Linked DNA regions of Homo sapiens: region 2 is linked to region 1. Evidence: read pairs that join two places in POLR2A ChIA-PET (ENCODE). Cell type or tissue: Panc1. All regions are shown on one strand. Links, peaks and the distances in the headings refer to the core of each region. The heading gives the core; the rest is flanking DNA.

Region 1 (5,385 bases), core at 124-5,123:
TGGGAGGCTGAGGCAGGAGAATCGCTTGAACCCAGGAGGCAGAGGTTGCAGTGAGCCAAAATCATGCCACTGTACTCCAGCCTGGTGACAGAGCAAGATTCCGTCTCAATAAATAAAATAAAATAGAGTCAAATCTATCAACCTACGTAGAAAAAGTCTGGAAGTTTATTCACCAACATAGTTATAGTGTACATCTCTTAGTAACTGAGGATGGCTTTCTGCTTATCTGATTTTTCTAAATATCTACAGTGTACATGTAATACTGTTGTAATAAAAAGTTATTTAATGAAAAAATTAAATAAGTAGTAGGTCCTAAAATAAAATTATTTTTTGTGGGGGGACAGAGTGTCACTCTGTTGCCCAGGCTGGAGTACAATGGCAGGATCTCTACTCACTGCAACTTCCACCTCCTGGATTCAAGCAATTTTCATGTGTCAGCCTCCCTAGTAACTGGGATTACATATGCACACCACCACGCTGACCTAATTTTTGTATTTTTAGTGGAGATAAGGTTTCACCATCTTGGCCAGGCTGGTCTTGAACTCCTGGCCTCAGGTGATCCACCCACCTCGGCCTCCCAAAGTGCTGGGATTACAGGCATGAGCCACTGCCCCCAGCAATAAAAATCTTTCAATGAAAGCTTTAAAGGACATGTGTATTCTACATTGCAGAGAAAAGCCATGAACCTTGCTTTTTTTAAAAAAATGTGTTTTGGTCGTGCGCAGTGGCTCACACCTGTAATTCCAGCATTTTGGGAGGCCGAGGCAGGCAGATCACCTGAGGTCAGGAGTTCAAGACCAGCATGGCCAACATGGTGAAACCCTGTCTCTACTAAAGATACAAAAATTAGCTGGGTGCGGTGGCAGGTGCCTGTAATCCCAGCTACTCAGGAGACTGAGACAAGAGAATTGCTTGAACCCAGGAGGTGGAGGTTGCAGTGAGCCGAGATCACGCCACTGCACTCCAGCCTGGGTGACAGAGTAAGACTGTCTCAAAAATAAAAATAAAAATAAAAGTGTTTTAATTTAAAATTTTTATTTTCCATGTCCACTGAATATGAATCTTAAACTTTTTGATATTACTAGATGCTTTCAGAATCTGATAAAAGCCTCAGACACTTTCTCCCCAAAATATAAACACCCACCAAATGTAGCCTACAATATCTATTGGCTACTTTATCCCTCAGAAGTCTTTCTATAAACCCCCTAGTTTTCCATGGGTCCTGACTGTAAACTAAAAATAAAATCCTAAGCCTCCCACTGAGTGAACAGACCTCCTCTTGGCCAAGGGGACCCCAGAGAAACCTGAAAATTGTGTTTCCACCCATAACAGGAAGAGATCAGACATTCATCCTTCTACTTCCTCCCTTTTAGAGTTTAGACACAACTGACTGGCATTAATGTTAAAATAGGGATCATAAGACTCTGTGGCAATAAGATACCAAATTATAGAAAGACCTAAGGCCATGCAAGGCAAGAGTTAAGTCATGCCTGCAGGCCATCAGTCTTGCTGAATAGGTCATTTTGACGCAAAATATTGTGGCTAACTCTGACATAGCATCCTTATCTTCAACATTTCTTTCTTCTGACTCCAAGTTTTAGACAGAGCCTTATGACTTTAACCAATTGCAAATTAAACAATCTCTGAATCCACCTGTAACTTGTAAGTCCCCACTTCAGCATATCCTGACTTCTTGGACCGAACCAATGTACACCTTCCATGTGTTGACTTACATCTTTGCCTGTAACTCCTGCCTCCCTGAAATGCATAAAATTGTAATCTGACCACCTCAGGACCACTTACTCAAAGTTCCTTGGGTTTGTGTCTTTCCCAGGCTGTGATCAGTCACATTGGCCCTGAATAAATATCTAAAAAATTTTACAGAGTTTGGTTTTTCTTTTAACATGACTAAGAACTCCTGAGTACTCCCAGCTCTAATTAACCTTCACAAGAAATACATTACTCTTTTAGAAGCAAGTGAAAATACAGGCTGGGCGCGGTGGCTCACACCTGTGATCCCAGCACTTTGGGAAACCAAGGTGGGCGGATCACTTGAGATCAGAAGTTCAAGACCAGCCTAGCCAACACAGTAAAACCCTGTCTCTACTAAAAATACAAAAATTAGCTGGGTGGGGTGGCACACGTCTGTAGTCCCAACTATGCAGGAGGCTGAGGCAGCATAGCTTGAGCCAGGGAGGTTGAGGTTGCAGTGAGCTGGGATCACGCCACTGTACTCCAGCCTGGGCGACAGAGCAAGACTCTGCCTCAAAAAAACAAACAAACAAAACAACAAGAACAACCAAAAACATTGCTATCATTATTTAACTCCTACTCAAATGTATGTGTAGAAGAGGCAAAATTTTACCTCTGCCCTCTTAGGGTTTTTTGGCTGGACTCGAGAATTAAACTTAACATTAAGACAGGTTAACAGGAGAAAGACATACAGACTTATTTAATATAAGTTTATATTATTTAATATAATGTATGACATGGAAGCCCTCATAAGTAAATGAAGACCCACAAAAGTGGGAACACTTAAATGCTTTTATATTAGGATGAACAAAGACAGGCAATGGCAGAAAAGTAACTAAACTATGTGGGGAGGCTAAAGGAAGATAAAAATTATTTTAACAAGGTCTGTTTGTACAGAATTTTCTCAGTCTCAACTTCCCATCCTTGACAATAAGAATGTTGCCTTCCTTCTGGTAAAGGGAGGACATCTTCCATATGGGGGTTTTATCTCCTGCTTTAAAGAAGAAAAGGGGAAGAATCAGAGTCCCTTCTTGCACCTATTTTTTTTAATGTGTCTTTAGCTCAAAATAATCCTTATGCCAAAGTGGCATATTTTGGGATAGCATATTCTGCCACATATCACTGGACATATTACTGCCTGCCTGAGCCTACAGCACGTTCCAAAATATCAGAGTGAGCAATAACATAAATTCCTGTGCCACCAGGGGCTGCTATTGCCAATGTAACTGTTGAAACTTGGTAGCAGCTGCATTTTTAGAATGGCTTTCAAGCAAAAGGATCCAAGTACAAAGTTTTATTTTATTAACTCTCAAAACAACCTATTTTGTAGATAACAAAGCTGGGTATAGGCCTATTAAAAGAATTGTCTAAGGCAAGGAAACGGTAAGAAAAAGACCCTGAAGCCTTGATGCAAAGGGAAATTATAAATACCTAACTAAGCCCTCCTTGTAAACAGGTTTCCTTTCTATTGTGGCCAAATAGGTTTTCATCCTAAGTTCCATTAAGCAACTGGTCCCAGGCAAGTAATAGGTGTTTTTTTAATGAGGTTTTCCACCTCTGAAAACATTAAAATATTATATAAAACGTGAACTGAAATGTGTGCAAACCCAAGGGCCCCAAAGTTTTACAATGAGCTCTACCTGCCCTCTGTCTCCATTCTACTTTCTCCAATTCTGCTGTTATTAACATTCACCCTTCGCTCAACTGGCCACTCAACAGATTTTATTTTCTTGAGACAGGGTCTCACTCTGTCATCCAGGCTGCAGTGCAGTGGCGTGATCCCAGCTTACTGCAAACCCAACCTCCCTGGCTCAAGCTATCCTTCTGCCTCAACCTCCCGCATAGATGGGACTACAGATGTGTGCCAGCCCGTCTAGCTGATTTTTAAACTTGTTTTAGAGACAGAGTCCCACCATGTTGCCCAGTCTGGTCTCCACCTCCTGAGGTCAAGTGATCCTCCCACCTTGACCTCCCAAACTGCTGTGATTACAGGTGTAAGCCACCATGCCCCAGCAACAGGTATTAGTTGAGAGCATTTGCAATCCATTCTTCTTGGCTCCAGGAGATACAGAAATGAATGACTGTCTCTGCCTTAAAATCTTACATTCTGGTAAGGGAAAATTACATGTAAATAAATTATTAAAATACAATGGACTGAGTTGTTATTACTTAGTACCTAAAAGTAGCTATCAGGTTTGCTGGTAGAAGAAGATTCCATTAATTCAGCTGGAGTAGGTCAGGAGAGGCTTAATGGTGAATATCAGAATATGCTGCAGATGAAATAACTCGTCCCTATATATGGAGGCATGAAACAGAGTGAGGTGTTGAGTCCTCTGTAAATAGTATAGCAAGAATGGAACCAGGAGCCTAGGGTAATAAATCTGAAAAAACAGACAGGGCCTAGGACATAGGGATAAAGAGTTTACATGTAATGGCCAATATATATATATTTTTTTTAAAGACAGAGTTTTGCTCTTGTTGCCCAGGCTGGAGTCTAGTGGCGCAATCTTGGTTCACTGCAACCTCCGCCTCCTGGGTTCACGCGATTCTCCTGCCTCAGCCTCCTGAGTAACTGGGATTACAGGCATGCACCACCACGCCCAGCTAATTTTTTGTATTTTTAGTACAGACGGGATTTCATCATGTTGGCCAGGCTGGTGTCAAACTCCTGAACTCAGGTGATCCACCCACCTCGGCCTCCCAAGTAATGCCAATTTTTATACTTAACCATTGGGAAGTGTAGAGAAGGAAAAATCTTTCCCCTTCCCATCTTAGGGTTCTTGGCTGGAGCTCTGTAACAAAACACAACTTAACAAGAGAAAAGCATACAAATTTGTTTAATATAAGTTTTACATGACACAGGAGCCTTCATAAGGAAATGACCCAAAGAAGCAGTTTGAGCCATATGATTATATGCTAAGTGGGACAAAGAGTAGTAAATTGTGAAAATATGGACTTGGTCTAGGGTAGTTAATCATGGAGAAGTGACCAGGAAGATAAGAATTCATTTAACAAGGTTTTTTAATACAGATTTTTTATGGCCTTGATTCCCTATTTCTGGTGTTAAGAATATCCTCTAGGTGGGCACAGTGGCTCACGCCTGTAATCCCAACACTTTGGGAGGCTGAGGTGGGTGGATTGCTTGAGGTCAGGAGTTCGAGACCAGCCTGGCCAATATGGTGAAACCCCATCTCTACTAAAAACACAAACATTAGCCAGATGTGGTGGCGGGCACCTGTAATCCCAGCTACTCGGGAGGCTGAACCATGAGAATCACTTGAACCTGGGAGGCGGAGGTTGCAGTGAGCCGAGATCAAGATGGTGCCACTGCACTCCAGCCTGGGCGACAGAGCAAGACTGTCTAAAAAAAACAAAAAAAAAAAAAAAAGAAAAGGAAAAAGAACACCTTTCATATGTGAGTTTTATCTTCTGCTTCTGCTTTCAGGAAGAAAAAGTCAAGTCAGAGTACCCTTTATGCATCTGCTGTTTTTTAGGTGCTTTTAACTCAAAATAATCAATAAGAACCAGAGTAGCTTATTTGGGGTGGTGTGTTCTCAACTACTTCAGGAGTCCCTGAAGAGTTGTAAGCAGAGGAGTAATAACAAGATCAGATTTGGGGTTTTGTTTTTTTCT
Region 2 (5,385 bases), core at 178-5,177, 740 kb after region 1:
GACTCATTCTACTTACAAACCTAAGTTATATGCAACTCCATCTCCTATTATTATTATTATTTATTATTATTATTATTTTTTTTTGAGATGGAGTCTCCCTCTGTCACCAGGCTGGAGTGCAGTGGCGATCTTGGCTCACTGCAACCTCTGACTCCCGGGTTCAAGCGATTCTCCTGCCTCAGCCTCCCAAGTAGCTGGGATTACAGGCGGGTGCCACCACGCCCAGCTAATTTTTGTATTTTTAGTAGAGACGGGGTTTCACCATGTTGGCCAGGCTGGTCTCGATGTGCCCTCGTGATCCGCCCTCCTTGGCCTCCCAAAATGCTGGGATTACAGGCGTGAGCCACCCGCCCGGTCCTCCATCTCCTATTATTATACCTAGCTGAGGAATGTACCTTATTTTCAATCAAACAAATTCTAAACTGCTCTTTGAGAGTAGAAAAACACATCACCTCTTCTTGACCAGTTTCTCCAGCATTCTCAGGCTCTTGCTTCTCATTTATTTGGTTCTCCTCTTCTGCCTCCATGTCCCTTCTGTTTTCTAAGGGTGTGGCCAACACTTCCTTACTCTGTCTCTGGACAAGAATGCCAGGCCTCATCGGCACATTCAAGTTCATGACTTGCATTAAGATCCTAGAAAATTAATCGGTAGAGTTTTAAACATTCATGCATCCTCATCCCCACTATCAAACACAAAATGGCCTCTGCCACATCCTGCACCACACTCGCCTTTCATGGTCCTCTGGATTGCTTGTCACCACTTTGGCAGCTGCACAGTCTACACCTCCGTTTGCATCTGTACAAGGCACTTTCTTTGTCTCTTTACCTTTCCTGCCTTGGAAACTGAAAACAAACAAGCCACAAATTCAGAAAAGGAAGAATGGCCCTGATTTTAAGGTGTGGTATAGAAACTTCACGTTTAAACAGGATATCAGCATTTCTAAAATGCTGAAATGGAAAAGTAGATAATTATGGTATCATTACTTGTTCTGTTTTAAATTGTTTTACATTATTTCTATACACATTTGCTAATGTGACTTGAAATCTGATCCCAATTATCAGCATGGATTTATACCATTTATATAAAAAAACCACCAATAAGAGGAGGATGCAAATGAGGCAAATTAGAAGGATGATGAAGAAAGTGATTGCTGTGGTTTCAAAGCTCATAGGTTTAGCTAGAAGACTCATCCACTCTCACAATCACAGACTGTCCAAATATTCTTTTCCAGCTCAATTTGAATGCAGTTCTCTTGTTCTTTAAGTTTTCTAGAAACAGAGGAATAAAAAGCTGTTTTCTTTGTTGTTCTTTTGGTCAGTTCAGCTTCATGAAAGATGCTCTGCTTGTTGCAGAGTTGACTCACACTGGCTAATTTCTCTCCATAACTGTGGTGGGGGCTGAGGTGGCCAGAGGGGAGACTGAGCTGGGACATGTGTGATCACGCAGCTCACCTCCCTCACCCCAAAAACTATCAGGACCCAGAGGAGAGAGGAATCGGAACAGCTGGAGCTGAGCCCAGCTCCCCATTCTTCTCTCGTCAGTGACATCATAGAATCATGGAGCCCTTGAGTTAGAGAGACCAGAGAGCCAGTCCAACCCAGTCCATCACCTGGAGGCTGGAGAACCACGAGGCTGTTGCCTGTTCGTCCCCCTCTTCTGAGAGGTCCAGGTTAGAGGCCATTTGAAACTGTCTTGACCATTCTTTGAGCAAGGATTTTCTCCCTACTCTCCAAACATCACCTTTCCTTTCCTAATCTGAGCCTGTTTCTTTTATTGCTTCTTTCACAGACCATGAACAATTGGTATACTTCCTTCTTATGAAATCCCTCTCTATAGCCCTGAGCTCAAGGCTTCACTGTGGAATTCTACCAAACATTTAACAAAGAACTAACACCAATCTTTCTCAAACCTTTCAAAAATTGAAGAGGGAACACTTACTAGTCATTCTATGGAGCTGGCATTACCCTGATACCAAAGCCACTACAAAAAAAGAAAGCTATAGACCAATATCCTTTATGAATATTGATGCACAAGTCTTCAACAAAGTACTAGGATACCAAATTCAGCAACATATTAAAAGGATTACACACCATGACCAAGTGGGACTTATTCCTGGAATGCAAAGATAGTTTAGTACACAAAAACCAACCAACGTAAAACATCACATTAACAGAATGAAGGTTAAAAATAAACATATTATCATCTCTACTGATGCAGAAAAAGCACTTGACAAAATTTAACACACTTTCATGCTAAAACCACTCAACAAATGAGAAATAGAAGTAAACTACCTCAACATAATAAAAGCCATATGTGAGAATCCTACAACTATCATCATATTCAATGGTGAGAAAATATTTGTAAATCACATAATCTGTTAATGGACTGATATCCAGAATATATGAAGAACTCCTACAACTCAACAACAACAAACCCAATTTTGAAACAGGCAAAGGATTTCAAGACATTTCTCCAAAGAAGATATACAAATGATCAATAAGCACATGAAAAAAATGTTCAACAACACTAATCATTAGGGAAGTGCAAATCAAAACCACAGTGTGTTACCACCTCATACCCAATAGGGGGGTTATTATTTTAGAAAGAAAAAAAAGTATTGGTGAGGATATGGAGAAATTGGAACCTTGTGCACTGTTGGTGGGAATGTAAAATGGTACAGTCACTGTAGAAAACAGTATAGCAGTTCCTCAGAAAATTAAGTAAAGAATTACTATATGATGCAGTAATTCCATTTCTGGGTGTATACACAAAGAATTGCAAGCAGGGATTCAAACAGATATTTGTACACCCTTGCTCATGGCAGAATTACTCAAAATACCAAAAGGTAGAAAAACCCAAAATGTCCATCGAAGGATGGATAGATAAAATGTGGTGGCTGGGCATGGTGGCTCACGCCTGTAATGCCAGCACTTTGGGAGGCTGAGGCGGGTGGATCACCTGAGGTCAGGAGTTCAAGACCAGCCTGGTCTCTACTAAAAATACAAAAACTAGCTGGGCGTGGTGGCGGACACCTGTAATCCTAGCTACTTGGGAGGCTGAGGCAGGAAAATCGCTTGAACCTGGGAGGCAGAGGTTACAGTGAGCCAAGATCGTGCCATTGCACTCCAGCCTGGGTGACAGAGTAGGACTCCATCTGAAAAAAAAAAAAAGTGGTATATACACTCAGTGGAATACTATTCAGCTTTAAAAGGAATGAAATTCCGGGCTGGGCGCAGTGGCTCATGCCTATTTAATCCCAGCACTTTGGGAGGCTGAGGCGGGTGGATCACCTGAGGGGAGTTCTAGACCAGCCTGGCCAACATGGTGAAACCCCATCTCTACTAAAAATACAAAAATTAGCCAGGCGTGGGGGCAGGTGCCCGTAATCCCAGCTACTTGGGGGGCCAAGGCAGGAGAATTGCTTGAACCCAGGAGGCGGAGGTCGCAGTCAGCCAAAATTGCACCATAGCACTCTCCAGCCTGGAGAACAAGAGCAGGACTTCATCTCAAAAAAAAAAAAGGAATGACATTCTGATACATGTTACAACTTGGAAGAATTTTGAAGGCATTATGCTAAGTAAAGTAAGCCAGACACAATAGGTCACATGTTGTATGATTCCACTTATATGAGGTACCTGAAATAGTCAAATTCATAGACACAGAAAGCAGAATCATGGTTAGCAGGTACTGCAGGGAGGAAGAAATGGGAAATCAGTGTTTAATGGCTGTAGAGTTTCAATTTAGAATTATGAAAAAGTTCTGGAGGCAGACAGTGGTGATGGTAGCACAATAATGTGAACATACTTAATACCACTGAACTGCACACTTAAAAATGGTTAAAATGGTAAATTTTATGTTATGTATATTTTATCACAGTTTTAAAAATTATTTATGGAACAAAGAAAAGGGAATTTGTCTGTAAAGTGGCCAGGTATACAGCAGGCATTGCAAAACCAAAACCACCAGCACATACAGATTTTATTTCAATCTCCACCCTTTGTTCAATTTGTTTCCCCACTGTGAATGTTCTACCCCTACCTCAGCCCTTTACCTGTCCCACCTCTCAATCCTTTTAAGACTTAGTTCTTGGCCTGGTGTGGCGGCTCATGCCTGTAATCCCAGCACTTTGGGAGGCCAAGGTGGGCGCATCATTTGAGGTCAGGAGTTTGAGACCAGCCTGGCCATCATGGCGAAACCCCGTCTCAACTAAAAATACAAAAATTAGCCAGCGTGGTGGTGCATACCTGTAATCCCAGCTACCTGGGAGGCTGAGGCAGGAGAATTGCTTGAACTGGGAAGGCAGAGGTTGCAGTGAGCTGAGATCGTGCCACTGCACTCCAGCCTAGGCAACAGAGCGAGACTCCATCTTGAAAAAAGAAAAAAAAAAAGGCTGGGTGTGGTGGCTCACGCCTGTAATCTCAGCACTTTGGGAGGCCAAGGCAGGAGGATCACAAGGTCAGGAGATTGAGGCCATCCTGGCTAACATGGTGAAACCCCATCTCTACTAAAAATACAAAAAATTAGCCGGGTGTGGTGGCACGCATCTGTAGTCCCAGCTACTTGGGAGGCTGAGGCAGGAGAACTGCTTGAACCCAGGAGGTGGAGGTTGCAGTGAGCTGAGATTGCACCACTGCACTCCAGCCTGGCGACAGAGTGAGACCCCGTCTCAAAACAAACAAACAAACAAACAAACAAACAAACAACAAAAAAAAACTTGGTTCTTGGATTCTCTTCCATTATGCAATCACCATCCATTGGGCTTCCTTTTGAAATCAGCCCAATTGTCCCATAAAACTAATATGTATAGTTTGCTGAATAAACACAGAAATGGACTCTCCCCTGGTCTTAAAACTTGAAACTATCTCATCAGAGTTTCTTCCTCAGGAAACTGACCTTCAGGCAAGGAACTGAAACCCATCAGATCACTACCTCCAGACAATGAGACACCAGACTCCCCATCCTGACTGCTTCCTTACCCCTCCCTACTTCCTGATTTTCCGCCTTCCCCACTATGTAAATCCCTCAATCTTAATCAACTGGGGAGACAGATTTGAGCCTTCATCTCCTGTTCACCTCAGCTGCACCACCAGATTAAAGCCTAAGCCTTCTTCCCTGGCAATACTCGTTGTCTCAGTGATTGGCTTTCTGAGCAGCCAGCAGCAAGACCTAGACAGAACCCCTGGTGTTTCAGTGACACTTCCAATCGTGCTTTTTCTGAGTTCTCACTTGATATAGAAAACACCTTGTCACTTATGTATATCCCAACCCCTTGCCCTATCCAGCTCCAGTCCCAGGCATGCTGGGAAGTGACAGGGTCTTTCATAGTCTTTGTAATTTCTCACCTCCTACCCCCAAGGTCTTTCATAGTCTTTGTAATTTTTCAC

Evidence for each region. ChIA-PET counts read pairs that join two places held together with the same protein. Peaks named below come from ENCODE experiments on the same cell type or tissue, not always from the same donor. Only the 100,000 strongest peaks of a DNase experiment are listed, where the experiment ranks them.
Region 2: POLR2A ChIA-PET joins it to region 1 with 5 read pairs; 5 of 35 experiments call an interaction of 5 or more read pairs at or near these places.

Annotation. Positions count from the first base shown.
Region 1 is chr2:61,896,575-61,901,959 of GRCh38, reverse strand. It overlaps a transcript of COMMD1 not described here. Among named protein-coding and RNA genes, the nearest start is that of COMMD1, 6.4 kb to the left of the region's middle. In Panc1, for the core only: no CTCF peak of the experiment used is centred there; a DNase peak (open chromatin) is centred at 2,955.
Region 2 is chr2:61,158,300-61,163,684 of GRCh38, reverse strand. C2orf74 (chromosome 2 open reading frame 74) reads right to left here and starts at 1,497. Exons shown (of 5, transcript NM_001143959.4): 1 at 1,365-1,497; 2 at 1,076-1,269; 3 at 730-843; 4 at 453-633. The coding sequence starts at 1,170. All of the region lies in intron 1 of C2orf74-AS1 (C2orf74 antisense RNA 1), which reads left to right. In Panc1, for the core only: no CTCF peak of the experiment used is centred there; no DNase peak of the experiment used is centred there.